2 separate regions of the Homo sapiens genome follow, and region 1 is linked to region 2. Evidence: read pairs that join two places in POLR2A ChIA-PET (ENCODE). Cell type or tissue: PC-9. All regions are shown on one strand. Each heading gives the region's core, and the rest is flanking DNA. Links, peaks and the distances in the headings are about the cores only.

The links. ChIA-PET counts read pairs that join two places held together with the same protein. Peaks named below come from ENCODE experiments on the same cell type or tissue, not always from the same donor. Only the 100,000 strongest peaks of a DNase experiment are listed, where the experiment ranks them.
Region 1: POLR2A ChIA-PET joins it to region 2 with 5 read pairs; 13 of 35 experiments call an interaction of 5 or more read pairs at or near these places.

What each region holds. Positions count from the first base shown.
Region 1 is chr3:12,671,985-12,682,901 of GRCh38, reverse strand. It overlaps the pseudogene CRIP1P1. Among named protein-coding and RNA genes, the nearest start is that of RAF1, 13 kb to the right of the region's middle. RefSeq lists an enhancer at 8,157-9,026. In PC-9, for the core only: no CTCF peak of the experiment used is centred there; DNase peaks (open chromatin) are centred at 6,091 and 6,461; H3K4me3 peaks cover 547 bases; H3K27ac peaks cover 1,093 bases.
Region 2 is chr3:12,540,949-12,548,146 of GRCh38, reverse strand. It overlaps MKRN2OS (MKRN2 opposite strand), which reads left to right and starts at 2,648. Exons shown (of 4, transcript NM_001195279.2): 1 at 2,648-2,900; 2 at 4,918-4,967; 3 at 6,125-6,287. The coding sequence starts at 2,683. In PC-9, for the core only: a CTCF peak has its summit at 2,931; a DNase peak (open chromatin) is centred at 2,606; H3K4me3 peaks cover 1,649 bases; H3K27ac peaks cover 1,394 bases.

The DNA of each region.
Region 1 (10,917 bases), core at 3,224-8,223, 130 kb before region 2:
TCCAGCCTTTCCTCCCCTCCCAGTTCAAGTCCATGGGAAAGCCCAGAAGGCTTATTTGGAAGCTTCCTCTAAAACCTGAGACTCACTGTGATTGGATCCGTTGAGTCATGTCTCCATCCCTCAACCAATCACAGTGGCCTGTGCCTGAGTCACAGCTTTCATTCCTGGCACCAGGGGAGAGTCCCAGCCAAATAGCAGGGTCTGAGAGTAGGGGAGAAGTGGGTCCCCAAACGTTTCTTAGGATAAGAAGAAAAGGCAAACAATGAAGTCCTCTGTAACCGACTACTTCAATTGAGGCATGGGGCCTGAGATGGATAACCCAGGTGCTTCCCAGCCCCTTCCACTGGGCCTGTATTTCACCAAACTTAGGCACTCAACAAACCAAACTACTTACATTTTCTTGCACACACACACTGTATAAGTGATCTATTGCTGTGTAACAAATTATTCTAAAACTCAGCAGCTAAGACAAGCATTTACTATCTCATGCAGATTATGAGAGTTCAATTCAGCAGGGGCTTAGCTGGTGGCTCTGGCTCAAGGTCTCTCATGAGGTCATAGTCAAAAAATAAAAGCTGAGGTTGCAGTCAGTGGGGACCATGGTATCTGAAGGCTTGATGGGCTTGAAGAATCTGCTTGTGTGACTATTGGCAAGCGGACTCAGTTCCTCATCATGTGGGTCTCTCTGTAGGACTGCCTGTGACTTCCTTCAGCACAAATGATCCAAAAAAGAAAGAGATAGAAGATAGAAGAAACAGGAAAAAATCTTGGGTGAAGTTCCTTTTTTTTTTTTGGCAGCATTGCACACAGTCTTTTAGAACTAGCCTTGGAAGTGACACAACACCACTTCTGTGGTATTCTATTGGTCATGCAGACCAACCCTGACAAAATATGGCAGGGAATTTCACAAGCTGTGAATACAGGAAGTGGGGATCACAGGCAGTCATCTTGGCTACCATGAAGAGTGCCAACTCCTGCCTCTGTGTGTATCTTTACTTGCCCTGTTTCTTCTGCCTGTCTTTCCTCATCTCCTTCCCTTGGAGAATTTCACTTTTGATTTCATTCCTGAACACACTCCTCCTCCAGGAGGCCCTCCCTTCCCACTTATCCAGTCATTCCCTCTCCAAGGAACACTGACACGTAGATAGACTACTATGTTTCAAAGCCTTGCCTGGGCCTGTAATTCATTTGTTCTTCTCCACACTGCACAATGAGGCCCTCAAGGGCAGGGACTCTGCTGGGCATCTCTACATCACCAGTAGCTGGTGTGGCCTCCAGCATGAGGGTGAACTGTAGATAATGGAGAGTGAAAGGGAGAACTGACAGGATTGTCCATATCATTTCAGCAAAACAAAACAACACAAGCACATCTTTGGTCCTGATTATCTGGCTTTCATTCTCCCTTTGGAGCCAGCCAATGTGAGCCAATGAAGGAAACTGTATCAATTTTAGACTGGATGTGGTGACAATGAAATAACCAGAAATTAAAGTGTTAGTCATCCAATAAGCCTTGTTCCTTTAAGGTTCATCTTAAGGCTAAAGCCACAGTTTCTCTTCTGTCTTAGCTAACAGTGAAATAAGTATACATTAAGCACCAACTATATGCTCAGTACTACACGCTGCGGGATGGGGGCGGTAGAATATACCATAATAAGGCCCTTATCCCAGAGACTAAGAAAGACCTAAGCCATTACATTTTTTTGAAGCTCCTGAGATTTTTTTTTATTTTTTATTTTTTTTTTAGAGATGGAGTCTTGCCCTGTTGCCCAGACTGGAGTGCTGTGGTGCAATCTTGGCTCATTGCAAACTCTGCCTCCCAGGTTCAAGTGATTCTCCTGCCTCACCCTCCCAAGTAGCTGAGACTACAGGAGTACACCACCACGCCAGGCTAATTTTTTGTATTTTTAATAGAGATGAAGTTTCACCATGTTGGCCAAGCTGGTCTCGAACTCCTGACCTCAAGTGATCCACCCGCCTCGGCCTCCCAAAGTGCTGGGATTACAGGCGTGAGCCACCACCCCCGGAATTTCCTGGTATTTTTTTTAAATGTAGAAATTCCAAAATAGGTATTAAAAAATGGTGATGGGCCAGGTGCGGTGGCTCAAGCCTGTAATCACAGCACTTTGGGAGGCAAAAGAGGGCAGATCAGGAGGTCAGGAGTTCCAGACCAGCCTGACCAATATGGTGAAATCCCGTCTCTACTAAAAATACAAAAATTAGCCGGGCGTGGTGGCATGTGCCTGTAATCCCAGCTACGCGGGAGGCTGAGGCAGGAGAATCCTTTGAAGCCAGGAGGCGGAGGTTGCAATGAGCTCAGATGGAGCCACTGCATACCAGCCTGGGCAACAGAGCCAGACTCCGTCTCAAAACAAAACAAAACAACTGATGATGAAGGCTGGGCGTGGTGGCTCACGCCTGTAATCCTAACACTCTGGGAGGCCGAGGCTGGAGGATTGCTTGAGCTCTAAAGTTCAAGACCAGCCTGGACAACATGGTGAAACCCCGTTTCTACTAAGATACAAATAATTAGCTGGGTGTAGTGGCATGGGCCTGTAATCCCAGCTACTTGGGAGGCTGAGGCAGGAGAATCGCTTGAACCCAAAAGGTAGAGGTTGCAGTAAGCTGAGATCACACCACTGTACTCCAGCCTGGGTGATAGAGCCAGACTCTGTCTAAAAAAAAAAAAAAAAAAAAAAAAAGGTGATGAAATATTTTAAAGGCTTATTTTTAAATTTTTATTTCTATTTGTAGAGAAGAGGTCTTGCTACATGGCTCAGGCTGGTCTTGAACTCGTGGCCTCAAGCAATCCTTCTGCTTTGGCCTCCCAAAATGCTGGGATTACAGGCATGAGCCACTGTGCTTGGCCTTTAAAAGCTTATATTCAACAAACTAATAACTTTTAAATTCATAATCCACCCCCATACAAACATAATGTAAATTTATGATGCTCTTTTCAAGATAAAGGATTTAAGATGTAATTCACAGATGTGGCCAATTAATACTTTTCAAAGATAGTGCAACAATAGGTCCCATCCCATATGAATTTCTGTAACCTCATCAGTCCCGCATCGAGAAGTGGATTCTGTATTTCCTCCCCTTGGCTCTGCGGGCTGTAACTGCTACAGCCAGTAGAGCACAGTGGAAGAGATGCTAGGTCAGTAGGTCATAAAATACCATGACGCATTAGTTGTTGGTGCTCTGAGTCCCCACGTAGGAATTCTGGACACCCTGAGGCCACTGTGCTGGAAGAGCCGGCAGAGGTGCTCTGGCAGATACCCTCAGCTGAGCTTAAGTTCAGGCAGCTTGTTACACAACAAAGGACAGCTGGAATAATAATCTACCACAGACAGTGTGGTCTGGTGTCAGGCTCCAGTTTAAAATTGTATGATGAGTGGTTTCTTGTTTTATTCTGATCAGTGTACCTCTATAACCTTGTTTGGGGAGAATGGCAAATTTTAAGACCCTTCCAGGCCTATATGACCCTCCTGGCCTCGCTCCAGGGTCATCTACATAATTTGTGAGACCCAGTGCAAAATGAAAATGCAGGGCCTGGCCGGGTGCGGTGGCTCACACCTGTAATTCTAGCACTTTGGGAGGCCGAGGCGGGCAGATCACAAGGTCAAGAGTTTGAGACCAGCCTGACCAACATGGTGAAACCCCGTCTCTACTAAAAATACAAAAATTAGCTGGGCATAGTGGTGCGCGCCTGTAATCCCAGCTACTCGGGAGCCTGAGGCAGGATAATTTTTTGAACCCGGGAGGCAGAGGTTGCAGTGAGCTGAGATCACACCACTGCACACTCCAGCTTGGGTGACAGGGCGAGACTCCGTCTCAAAAAAAGAAAAAGAAAAAATGCAGGGCCCGTGGCCGGTTGTGGTAGCTCACACCTGTAATCCCATCACTTTGGGAGGCCAAGGTGGGAGGATTGCTTGAGTCCAGAAGTTTGAAACCAGCCTGGGCAACATAGTGAGACCCCTGTCTCTATTAAACAGAAAAGAAAAGAAAATGCAGGGCCCTTGTTCAAAAGGCAAAAAAAAAAAAAAGTGCCATTAAAAGTTCGACTAAGGCAGGGCACAATGGCTCATGCCTGTAATCCCAGCACTTTGGGAGGCCAAGGTGGGTGGATCACCTGAGGTCAGGAGTTCGAGACCAGCCTGGCCAAAATGGCGAAACCTCGTCTCTATTAAAAATACAAAAATTAGCTGAGTGTGGTGGCGCATGCCTGTAATCCCAACTACTCAGGAGGCTGAGGCAGGAGAATCGCTTGAACCCAGGAGGCGGAGGTTGCAGTGAGCCGAGATCAAGCAACTGCACTCCAGCCTGGGTGACAGAGTGAGACTCCCATCTTGGAAAAAAAAAAAAAGAAAAAAGTTCAACTAAAATGTAGAACTTGGCCAGGCACAGTGGCTCACGCCTGTAATCCCAGCACTTTGGGAGGCCGAGATGGACGGATTGCCTGAGGTCAGGAGTTCGACCAGCCTGGCTGACACATACTGAAACCCTGTCTCTACTAAAAAAATACAAAAATTAGCTGGGCATGGTGGCGCATGCCTGTGGTCTCAGCTATTTGGGAAGCTGAGGCAGGAGAATCACTTGAACCCAGGAGGCAGAGGTTGCAGTGAGGTGAGATTGTGCCACTGCACTCCAGCCTGCGCGACAGAACAAGACTCCATCTCTCAAAAAAGATAAATAAATAAAAAATGAAAAATAAAATGTAGAAGTTTTTCTTTTCTTTCATGGTTTCTCCACCATGTTTTATATTTGCTATTTCATGTCATGTTCCTTTGGACATGGGGATGCTCATAGGGTGAATGCAGACCCCAATAGGGGCCTGTGTGTTCCCACCAGCTGGTTCCCAGGTTGCCCCTCCCACCAACTGCCAGACTGATGTGCTGAGCCCAGCTGGGGGCAGGGAAGGCAATCTTCGCTTCCCAGTAGAACACTGTCCCACCTCCTGATAGATAGTGACCCTCAAGGGATTGCAGCTTCTGTGCCAGGTAGTGTTCAGAATCTGGGTCAGGGGCGGGAGGCGCCTGCTAGGCTGCCTGCCAAATGTGTAGTGGTAGGACCACACCTGGTGGGCTTGGAGGAGTCCCACCCTGACCTTCCTGGCCCCACCCCAAGGTGGAGGGTCACAACAGGAGCTGGGTGGGGGTGAGAGAGGGGAGGCTGCCCCAGGTAGCAGTAGGGAGTGGGGTGGGGTCGGAGGGAAGTGGCAGAACACAGTGGAGCAAGTGGCTGGAACCGCCCCCCTTCCCGGGTAGGGAGGAAGTAAGAGGCTGGACCACGCAGGAGCAGAGGTCTCAAGCTCCATCGTCACATTGGACTTCACATACAAAACACAAACTCAAAGATAAAATGATGAAGAATTTCAAAACAGAGATCACAGAGCATTCAACCCCAAGTATAGGCGCTTTCTGAGCATGGAATGGGGTTCCTGTGTGACTAGCTGGCCTCATGGTCATAAAGCCCACCCTGCCCCTCTCACCACACAAAATAAGATGCTTTTTTTTTTTTTTTTTTGAGAAGGCGTCTTGCTCTGTTGCCCAGGCTGGAGTGCAATGGCGCAATCTCGGCTCACTGCAACTTCCGCCTCCCGGGTTCAAGCGATTCTCCTGTCTCAGCCTCCCAAGTAGCTGGGATTACAGGCATCCACCACCATGCCTGGCTAATTTTTTTGTATTTTTAGTAGAGATGAGGTTTCACCATGTTGGCCAGGCTAGTTTTGAACTCCTGATCTCAAGTGATCTACCCACCTAGGCCACCCAAAGTGCTAGGATTACAGGTGTGAGCCACCGCGCCCTGCCGATAAGATGTTTTAAATAGGGATCTCAGCCCTACCAAAGCCCTTGGTGGGGCAGGGGGAGGTGGGCACATCATTCCCATTTCACAGATAAGAAAACTGCAGATACATTAGCCAGTTTGCTAATACATAGAGTCAAACAGCTAATAGGATAAAGAGATGGAAATCAAAGTCTATAGCTGAATAACAATAATAAAAAAAAAATTAGCTGGGTGTGGTGACGCACCTGTAGTCCTAGCTACTCAAAAGGCTGAAGAGGGAGGATCACCTGAGCCTCAGGAGGATGAGGCTGCAGTGAGCCGTGATTGCGCCACTGCAATCCAGCCTGGGTGGAAAACAAACAAAACAAAACAAAATAAAACAAAACAAAGGCTGGGCATGGTAGCTCACGCCTGTAATCCCAGCACTTTGGGAGGCCAAGGCAGGTGGATCACGAGGTCAAGAGATCAAGGTAATCCTGGCCAACATGGTGAAACCCCGTCTCTACTAAAAATACAAAAATTAGCTGGGCGTGGTAGTGCATGCCTGTAGTCCCAGCTACTTGGGAGGCTGAGGCGGAAGAATTGCTTGAACCCAGGAGGCGGAAGTTGCAGTGAGCAGAGATTGCGACACTGCACTCCAGCCTGGTGACAGAACGAGACTCCATCTCAAACAAAACCAAACAGAAAACAAGTCTATAGCTGGTTGTGCAGCTGTAGTCCCTGCTACACCTGATGCTGAGGCAGGAGGGTCCCTTGAGCCCAGGAGTTTGACGCCAGTCTAGGCAACATAGTGCAACCTTGTTTCTATTTTTTTTTTTTTTAAGATGAGTTTTGCTCTCGTTGCCCATGCTGGAGTGCAGTGGCATGATCTTGGCTCACTGCAACCTCCGCCTCGGGGTTCAAGTGATTCTCCTGCCTCAGCCTCCTGAGTAGCTGGGATTACAGGTGCCTGCCACCACGCCTGGCTAATTTTTTGCATTTTTAGTAGAGACGGGGTTTCACCATGTTGGCCAGGCTAGTCTTGAACTCCTGACCTCAGATGATCCACCCGCCTCGGCCTCCCACAGTGCTGGGAGTACAGGTGTGAGCCACTGTGCCTGGCCCCTCTATTTTTTTTTTTTTTTTTGGGTAGCACTACCTTTTAAATAAGTCAGATTCCAAAGCTTGTGCCTATTCTGTGATGCCTATGTGAGGCTGAGAGAAGGCAATGCACACAACGAAGTTGGGGTAGAGGTGGAGCTAGTTGCTGCAGAAGTGGTCCTCGAGCTGGGATCTAAAGCATGGAAGGGTATTTCCAACAGAGGAAATGGCAGGAGCTGCTTCACCAAGCTGCTCTGGGTCTAACACCCTGCAAGCGTAAAAGGAGCCAGTCCTGGGACAAGAAGAATCAGACAACGCTGGTGTGAAATAGGAGAGAAGCACAGAGGCAGAGTTTCAACAGGAAGGGCATACCCTTTACCAAATGCCACAAAGGGCATTGAGGCCTGGGCTTGGGACACCCTCCTGGGATTTACTGGGGGCCTTGGAGGGTGGTTTCCGTGGGAAGAAGAGGCATTCTGGGGATGGCTGTGGAAGGCCAACTGTCACGGCTTAATGCAGGGGTGGGTGAGAAAATTCAGCCCGAGCCTAGACCATTTTTTAGGTTAATTTGGCCCTAAAGGGGAGGAATTAGGGTACCAAGTACAAGGGGCACATTGGTGTTTTTTTCTTCAAGACCCAGTCGACTTGTCCATGTAGGGCAGAAAGCAGTGAGTCAGGGAGAGGTTGGGGAGAGGGGGAGGAGCCGCGCTTTCTGCGCTCCTACTGTGTGCTAGGGACTGTGCTTTCCAGTTTTGTTTCCTCCCAGCAAGGCTTGAAGGCAAGTGTTTCCTACTTGACCTGAGGGAGAGGCCAAGAATCACAGGGATGAGGGGCAGGCTGGGGTTTGGTCTCCCAGCTGTCTGACTCCAGAGTCCAGGCCAGCCCCTCTGTGCAGAAGAGAGAGGAGGGATTGGGCTTATCAAGGAGAAAATGCATGTTCTCCTCAGGAGCTGGATGAAGGGGTGGCCTGCCCCTCCACACCTGTGGGTGTTTCTCGTCGGTTGGGATGAGAGACTGAGAAAAGAAAGAGACACAGAGACAAAGTATAGAGAAAGAAAAGTGGGCCCAGGGGACCGGCGCTCAGCATACAGAGGACCACGCTGGCATAGGTCTCTGAGTTCCCTCAGTATTTATTGATCATTATCTCTACCATCTCGGAGAGGGGGATGTGGCAGGACAATAGGGTAATAGTGGGGAGAGGGTCAGCAGGAAAACATGTGAACAAATGTCTCTGTGTCATAAACAAGGTTAAGAAAAAGGTGCTGTGCTTTGATGTGCACATACATAAACATCTCGGTGCATTAAAGAGCAGTATTGCTGCCAGCATGTCTCACCTCCAGCCGTAAGGCGGTTTTCTCCTATATCAGTAGATGGAATAATACAATCGGGTTTTACACCGAGACATTCCATTGCCCAGGCACATGCAGGAGACAGATGCCTTCCTCTTATCTCAACTGCAAAGAGGCCTTCCTCTTACTAATTCTCCTCAGCACAGACCCTTTAAAGGGTGTCGGGCTGGGGGACGGTCGGGTCTTTCCCTTCCCACAAGGCCATATCTCAGGCTATCACATGGGGAGAAACCTTGGACAATACCTGGCTTTCCTAGGCAGAGGTCCCTGCGGCCTTCCGCAGTGTTTTGTGTCCCTGGATACTTGAGATTAGGGAGTGGTGATGACTTTTAACAAGCATGCTGCCTTCAAGCATTTGTTTAACAAAGCACATCCTGCATAGCCCTAAATCCATTAAACCTTGAGTCGACACAGCACATGTTTCTGTGAGCACAGGGTTGGGGGTAGGGTTACAGATTAACAGCATCTCAAGGCAGAAGAATTTTTCTTAGTACAGAACAAAATGGAGTCTCTTATGTCTACTTCTTTGTACATAGACACAGTAACAGTCTGATCTCTCTTTCTTTTCCCCACACTGCTAAAGTAGGAATATGGCATAATAGGGCTCCTATTGAAGGTGGGTCTTCAGCCCTGAGGTGTTTCCAGGGCTCAGAGCAAGTGAGTCTTCCCCCTCCCACCCCCAAGTGTTCAGGTTTATTGAGGCCATGAGGAGCTACAAGGAAGCCTTGAGTGTCTGGGATATAGCCTGACATCAGCCTGGACAGTGGCCCAGATGAGGTCTCCACCATTTGGGTTTACTTGAAATGTGACTCTCAGCTTCACCTCGCCCAAAGCTTTTGGGCCTGAACACAGCGAAATAGCAGAGGTGGTTGCAATAGGGCTTGCCTTCATGCTCCGGGTGGCCCTTGGAGGTCGGTGTCTTTCCACACTTCCACACTTGAGGCAAGGTCAATGCCAGTCCTTGCCCTGGGAGGTCACCTGTTCAGCAAAGACCATTTTATTTATTTATTTTTTTGAGACACAGCCTTGCTCTGTCCCCAAGGCTGGAGTGCAGTGGCGTGATCTCAGCTCACTGCAACCTCCGTCTCCCGGGTTCAAGCAATTCTCCTGCTTCAGCCTCCCGAGTAGCTGGGACTACAGGTGTGTGCCACTATGCCCGGCTAATTTTTGCATTTTTAGTAGAGACAGGGTTTCGCCATGTTGGCCAGGGTGCTCTTGAACTCCTGACCTCAGGTGATTCACCCGCCTTGGCCTCCCAAAGTGCTGGGATTACAGGCATGAGCCACCTCACCCAGCCAAGTACACCTTCTTGTTGCACTTAGAGCGCTTGGGGATGGCAGCACTGGGTCCGGTGCAGGCAGCTGTGGCTGCAGCAGGAGTGGACTATTAGTGCGAGACTCACATGTGAATTGTGAGGGAATGCTGTGGGCAACCTTCCTCTAGAGGTGAGCCATGGAGGTGGTGGGGGAGGTGGTGGGCCACCGTGCCCGGCTCATGCATGTAATCCCAGCACTTTGGGAGGCCGAGGCCGGTGGATCACGAGGTCAGGAGTTTGAGACCATCCTTGCCAACATGATGAAACCCCGTGTCTACGAAAAATCCAAAAAAAAAAAAAAATTAGCTGGGTGTGGTGGCATGTGCCTGTAATCCCAGCTACTCGGGAGGGTGAGGCAGGAAAATCGCTTGAACCAGGGAGTCGGAGGTTGCAGTGAGCCGAGATGGCGCCATTGCACTCCAGACTAGCGACAGAGCGAGACTCCGTCTCAAAAAAAAAAAAAAAAAGATTACAAGCAATTGCAATGTGGCAAGGAATAACCTGTTTGGACATAATTTCACACCTTTACAAGTATATCTGTAGGATAAATTCCCAGGAGAAGAATTTCTAGCACAAAATATACATGCATTTATAATTTTGATATTGCCAAATTACCTTCCATAGAGATTGTTCCAATTTTTTTTTTTTTGAGACGGAGTCTCGCTCTGTCACCCAGGCTGGAGTGCAATAGCACAATCTCAGCTCACTGCAATCTCCGCCTCCCGGGATCAAGCGATTCTTCCGCCTCAGCCTCCCGAGTAACTGGGATTACAGGCACCTGCCATCATGCCTGGCTTTTTTTTTTTTTTGGTATTTTTGTAGAGATGGGATTTCACCATGTTGGCCAGGCTGGTCTTGAATTCCAGACCTCAGGTGATCCACCCACCTCGGCCTCCCAAGGTGCTGGGATTACAGGCGTGAGCCACCATGCCTGGCCGATTGTTCCAATGTATATGCACCCCAGTAATTTATGAGAGAGCCCAGGTCTTAATTTTTAATTGTTTTCCAAGATGGCTGTACTAGGCTTTCCTGCAAATGACACCATAGCATATATTGTGGTTGCCACCCCAGCAACCAGGCCCTCACCCTCCATCATGGGCTGCCCATTATGGCATGAGGGGGATTGACACTGGGCCAGGTATCTTTTGCCCCTCTAGGATTCCCCTTCATCATTCTCTCCATGCCGTCTGCCCCAGGAAGGCGATCTCCAACCTCAGAGACCTGCTTGCTGTTTCCCAAACTTATGCTAATCACACCTCTATGCCTTTGCCCATACTGTTCCCACCTCTTGCCCTGCACTCCTTCCCTTCTCAGTCTGGAACATTCTGAAGTTGTCCTCACAGGATTAACAAGAATTTTGGACAAAAATATATTAATAGTTATAATTAA
Region 2 (7,198 bases), core at 271-5,270:
GTAGAGACGGGGTTTCACCATATTGGTCAGGATGGTCTTGAACTCCCGACCTCAGGTGATTAACCTGCCTTGGCCTCCCAAAGTGCTGGGATTTCAGGCGTGAGCCACTGCGCCCGGCCGTACCATGTGGTTTGTATTAATAATGAACAATCTCAGGTCTTTGTCACCTGAGCTGAGTGTCTAGCTATAACCTCTCTGCCTTCACTGTAACAAGAGAAGGTTGGTTGAAATGATTTCTGAGGTCCTTTCTAGTTCTGTGAGTCTGATGATCATTCTCATGTTATAACACTGGAGATGCACTTTTCTGCATTTCAGCATACTGTAATTTATTTAAATGTACATTGTGAAATACTTAACCCTCCTGAAGTGCCTTTACCTGCCATGACACCTTCTCTGTGGGTCTCCCCCTTAAGACTGCTTATCTTTGGAATTACAGGCATCAATTAGGCCTTGGTTAAAGTGTAGTACAACCAAAATGTGGGTTCCCATGAAATCTGAAATGAACTAGACCTGTATCACTGATATTGTGGAAAAGTTTCCAAGATGAGGCAAAAACACAAATTTCAAAACAGTATACAATATAACAATATTGAGGGTTTTTGTTTTGTTCTGTTTTTCTCTTGTCACCCAAGCTGGGTACAGTGGTGTGATAATGGCTCACTGCAGCCAAGACCTCATGGGCTCAAGCAGTCCTCCCACCTCAGCCTCCCAAGTAGCTGGGACTACAGGTACACACCACCAAATCTGGCTAATTTTTGTATTTTTTGTAGAGATGAAGTCTTGTCATGTTGCCCAGGCTGGTCTTGAACTCCTGGGCTCAAGCGATCCACCTGCCTCAGCCTCCCAAAGTGCTGGGATTATAGGTGTGAGCCACCATGCCCAGCCAATATTGAGCTTTAAAAGAATCTAACATACCATTAATTTTCTCCAGAAAGTAGAATATGGTGGGTGGAAATGTTATGTGAGAAACAAGGGGCATTACTTTTTTTCCAAATATTTTTATGGAATTGCTTATTTTATTTATTTATTTATTTATTTAGAGACAGGGTCCCACTCTGTCGCCCAGGCTAGAGCACAGTGGGATGATCTTGGCTCAAGGCACCCTCGACCTTCCAGGCTCAAGCACTCCTCCCATCTCAGCCACCTGAGTAACTGGGACTACAGGCGTGCACCAGCACACCTAGCTAAAAATTATTTTTAAATTGTACACCCCATCTACCCTGATGTGATTATTGCACATTGTATGCCTGTATCAAAATATCCCATGTAGGCTGGGTGCGGTGGCTCACGCCTGTAATCCCAGCACTTTGGGAGGCTGAGGCAGCAGGATCACCTGAGGTCAGGAGTTTGAGACCAGCCTGGCCGACATGGTGAAACCCCATCTCTACTAAAAGTACAAAAATTAGCTGGGTGTGGTGGCGGGCACCTGTAATCCCAGCTACTCAGGAGGCTGAGGCAGAATTACTTGAACCCAGGAGGCGGAGGTTGCAGTGAGCCGAGATCACACCACTGCACTCCAGCCTGGCGACAAGAGTGAGACTCTGTCTCAAAAAAAAAAAAAAAAAAAAAAATCCCATGTACCCTTTAAATATATACACCCATTATGTACCCACAAAAATAAGAAAATTAAAAAATTATTTTAAAATTGAAAAATTATATACTGCATATAATAAAATGCACAGCTTGATGATTTTTCACAAATGGAATACTCCCATATTATTAACACCCAGATGAGTCACAACAGCCCTGGACCCGAGAAACCACCTCTGTCCTCTCCCAGTCAGTATCTCCCTCCTGTAACCGCTATCCTTATTTCTAACAGGGCTGTTAACTTTTTAAAAAAATCCCCAGAACATTCTGGATGTTAATTTTTTTATAAGCAAAATTACTTTTATAATATAAAATGTCAAAATAAAATAGCCTTAAATAAGGATTTATTTATGCAACAACAAATGATCTAACCAATTCTGGGAACACAAAAGTAAAGGTCTCCAATTTCAAGAAGCTCACAGACTAACGGGAGAAACAAAACTAAATGATTAAATAACAGTTCTAGGCTTGGTGCAGTGGCTCATGCGTGTAATTCCAGCTCTTTGGGAGGCTGAGGAAGGCCTCTTCAAGTCCAGCCTGGCCAACATGGTGAAACCCCCATCTCTACCAAAAAACACAACAATTAGTTGGGTATAGTGGCGTGTGTCTGTAGTCCCAGCTACTCCGGGAGGCTGAGTGGGGAGAATCACTTGAACCTGAGGGTGGAGGTTGCAGTGAGCCAAGATCGTGCCACTGCACTCTAGCTTGGGTGACAGAGTGAGACCCTGTCTCTAAATAAATAAATAAGAGTTCTGACGGAAATATGAATCCAGCGCTGCCACTGCAAGGGAAGACTGGGGGAAGCTGACAAAACTTCCACAGAAAAGTGAGGCTTTAAAGGATGAATAGGAGCTGGCAGTTATCAGTTACCATAAACAATGGAAATAAACAAATAGAAACTAGCTCTTTAAGATACAGTCTATGGGGAGGCCTGGCTACTGGTTAATCCTATCTGGTTTGGCTTCTGAAGCCATCAGTCAGGATGACATCACCATTGATCAGGTTCCTTGGGGCGGTGTGCATTCGCCAGGTGTATAATGAGGAAAAGGAAGTCTCCGGAAACCTCCCCTAGCATTCCAGGAGGCGAAAGCTATGCACTGCGCAGAGGCTGGGAAGGCTTTAATTAAATTCAACCACTGTGAGAAATACATCTACAGCTTCAGTGTGCCCCAGTGCTGCCCTCTCTGCCAGCAGGACCTGGGCTCGAGGAAGCTGGAGGACGCACCTGTTAGCATCGCTAATCCATTTACTAATGGACATCAAGAAAAATGTTCATTCCTCCTCAGACCAACTCAGGGGACATTTCTTAGGTACAGTGTTTTTTACAGTGTTAAATTGCATTGTGCAAACTTTTCCTTCTGTTTTAGTCACTAAAGTTTCCTTTTCTTAATACATAATGTGTGAGGTTTGGTGGACAATTTTTTCGGTGCTTTGGCTTTAAATCCTGAGATGCAGTCCTACTGGCTTCATAAAAACAGATGGTGTGCATATGTTCCTGCAGTGACAAGTGCAAGAATATATGTGGAATATATGAAGAGTAAACCTGCTCATATGATTTTCAGAGAGAAAAATATGTGCTCAGAGGCTAACCAGGAAAATGACCCAGCAGCTAATCTTATCTAAATAATACCTTTACTGTCAGTTAATTTGTAGTTTCAGTGACAAACAGGTACAACCTACAGGGCCCGATGAACGGGCACTTGCAGACTATTTTGTATGGAGGCAAATTAAACTGAAGACTAGAACTGATCTATTTCCACTGTAGACACCACCTGGCTTTAAGAACAAATTCAGTTCTCTCTTGCTGAGAGCGCTAGCATAAACAAAAAGGATGAATTAGAAAGCAAAAGAAAGGATTATACCTTTTTTTTTTCCCCGAGACAGAGTTTCGCTCTTGTTGCCCAGGCTGGAGTGCAATGGTGTCTCAGCTTACTGCAACCTCCACCTCCCGGGTTCAAGCGATTTTCGGGAGCCTGCCTCAGGCTCCCGAGTAGCTGGGATTACAGGCGCCCACCACCACACCCGGCTAATTTTTGTATTTTTAGTAGAGACGGGGTTTCACCATGTTGGCCAGGCTGGGCTCAAATTCCTGACCTCAGGTGATCCACCTGCCTCAGCCTCCCAGAGTGGTGGGATTACAGGCATCAGCCACTGTGCCCCGCCAGGTTTATATTTTATTGTCCCCGTGGAGTTTACCAATAGGATTAGGATCGGCCCAGCATAAGCCAGGCTTTAGGTGAGCATGGGTCATAGAATGTTGGTGTATGCTTTAGGAAATATGTTCAGCTCCTGCGTATCATTAGTCTAATGCTCCCTAGAGTTTACCCTCCTAACTTCCTGTCCCCTCAAGAGTGCTGGTTTTGAATAAGAAAATGGGAGTTGACTACTCACCTTCCTGCCTACTAACTTCCTTAATTTCCTTCTGGTCCCTATGAGGATTAAATGAACCAAAGTATGTAAAAGGTTTTGGTCATACTGTTAGGTGCTAAATAGACAGCATCCCTGGGCCTTGCTCAGGGAGGCAGCCAACGCAGAAAGGACATTACAGGCTCTGGCGTCATAAAGCCCCTGATTCCTATCCTGGTTCTTTTAACCAGCTCCAGGTATCTCTGGTTCCTTATCTGTAAAACAAAGATTAAAACTGTTATTTTTTTTTTTTTTTTTGAGACCAGGGTCTTACTCTGTTGCCCAGGGTGGAGTGCAGTGGTGCAATCTCGGCTCACTGCCACCTCCGCCTCCCAGGTTCAAGCGATTCTCGTGTCTCAGTCATCCGAGTAGCTGGGATTACAGGTGCCCTCCACCATGCCCAGCTAATTTTTGTATTTTATTTTTTAGTAGAGACGAGGTTTCGCAATGTTTTCCAGGCTGGTCTCGAACTCCTGGCCTCAAAAGATCCTCCCACCTCAGCCTCCCAAAGTGCTGAGATTACAGGCGTGAGCCACTGCATCCAGCTGGCTCTATTTATTTTCTTGGACAGACTCTCGTTCTATCCCCCAGGGTGGAGTGCAGTGGTGCGATCATGGCTCACTGCAATCTCCACCTCCCGGGTTCAAGCTATTCTTGTGCCTCAACCTCCCGAGTAGCTGGGATCACAGATGCACACTAACACACCTGGCTAATTTTTGTATTTTTAGTAGAGATGGGGTCTTGCCATGTTGGCCAGGCTGGTCTCAAACTCCTGGCCTCAAGTGATCTGCCCGCCTTGGCCTCCCAAAGTGCTGGGATTACAGGTCTAAGCCACTGTGCTCGGCATCCTCCTACTTTAAATGCCAATTCTTCATGCCAAATACATGCAAACCAAAAAAAAACAAACCTTGTTTCTTTCAGAGAGTATGATGGAAGGTCTGATCTTCATGTTGGAATAACTAACACAAATGGTAAGTGCAGTTTTGTAGCTTAAAAAACCCCTACTACCCAGCAAAAGGAAAGCAGTATTTGTGGAGATTTGATTATGGCAACATCTAATAAGTGATTCCATTGTTCACTGGGTTCTTGTACTGCACCATGAGGTAGGCATTGCCCACAAATGAGAAATATTTGACTTTATGGCAAATTATCACTAACAATACAAAATATTTGAAAGCTCTTTAACGTTTTCTCAGTGAGGAGCCTCACAAACCTGTACATTTTTTATTGGTTTTTAAAAGAGGAAGAAATAGATGTCCAGTGAGATTGACTTGCCCAAGACCTCCCATCTTGTGTCTGAAGCAGAATTTGGAACCAGGCCCTCTGACTTCCAATCCTATGCTCAGCCGACTACCACTGGGTCCCCACATTCTAGGGACGTCAGGAGTAAAGCAGGATGTGGTGGGGCCTGCAGTGTTTTTTTTTTTTTTTTTTTTTTTAAGGAAAGTGAAGATTAAACAAAACTTCCTTTGGCCACCTATAGCTCTGAGGGCAGTGTGCAACCCTTCAGCCAGAAGCTTTCTTGTCTGCAGGAAAAGGTCCTGGGTGGAGCCACCTGCAGGATGTGTAGCCTGGATATGGTGAGGCAGGTGAGGCACCTACCCAGGCCTCACAGGTGAAGTCTAATAACAGCCTTTCCTTACCCGCTGAGGCAAGAGAAACTGATACTGTGATCAGAAACCCAGAACAGTTCTGGACTTAGTTACCCACAAGAACAGTCATACTTACCACTCATCTTTAGCAGGTGGAAATTTATTCCTGATTTAAGGAAACAAGATTGACCCATTGGTAAATAGAGAACTTCAATAAAAATATTGGAGATGATGATCCTGGTGCCTATCATTGTCTCTGTTTCCTGGGGGCAACTTCACAGCCCTCAACAGCAGGTAGAGCTAGAACTGGGTTTCTCTCAAGGAAATGATTGCTGATAACAGGGAAGGCTACAAAAATCCCTCCATGACTGTAGGCAAATCTAAATCTCATTAGGTGGATGGAAGATTCTAGAACCTCCACCCTGGATTTATGTTACGTAAAGTTACCACATGGCTACTGTCATTTTCTGATGTCTCTTTTTCACAGAGGTGTGTGTTTCCTTGGGGCTCCACATGACTTTGGTTTTGATTTGCAGGGGTTGTGTATAATTACAGTGCACATGGTGTCCAGCGAGACGGAGAAGGGTGGGAAGAGAGCATAAGCATCCCATTACTGCAGCCCAACATGTATGGAATGATGGAGCAATGGGACAAGTACCTGGAAGACTTCTCCACCTCGGGGGCCTGGCTGCCTCACAGGTACACGACTGCAAATGCTGCCCCCTCGCTGACACTCACATGCTATGCAAGTGGGATCCCCGTGTAGCCTCAGCTCACAGAGGACTCAGCAGCACTTAGCTTCATGTTGAGCCGATACAGACATATTAGCATCTCTAACAGAATTTAAACAGAGGTTGAACTACCCTAGGTTTTCTGCAGAGGTGGGTCAGCATACACATACAACAAAATCACAGCGTTGTAAGAGCTGAAAGGTCTAGAACCTGTATTCAGTTATTTTAGTTATGTGACAAGGTATTTTTACACATAAATAGCAAGTCACGATATTATATTTCCTTAAAAATTAAAAAAAACAATATTCAGGCTGGGCACAATGGCTCTCGCCTGTAATCCCAGCACTTTGGGAGACTGAGGCAGGTAGATCACCTGAGGTCAGAAGTTCGAGACCAGCCTGGACAACATGGTAAAACCCCGTCTCTATTAAAAATACAAAAATAGCCAGGCGTGGTGGTGGACGTCTGTAGTCCCTACTTGGGAGGCTTGGGCAGGAGAATCACTTGAACCAAGAGGCGGAGGTTGCAGTGAGCTGAAATCACACGATTGCACTCCAGCCTGGGCAAGAGAGTAAGACTTCGTCTCACCAAAAACAAAAAAACACAAAAACCAATGTTCAAAATGTAAAAGCTTCTTTTTTGTAATTTTAGCAATTTCCAGTTAATTTCTCACTCTCAACATTTTGTAAGACGTATAGCATGTTTGTGGATTTAAATTATTTGGAGGTTTCCCCCGAAATAAGTTTAGATACTATGGAATATCATAAAACTCATATGGAATTCCATCTCTAAACTCTAGAAGTTCAATAAGTTCCCCAAATTGGTAGTTAACTTGCAACTGAGTAACCACTCTGAACATCTGGGTGAGTCTATGCCAAT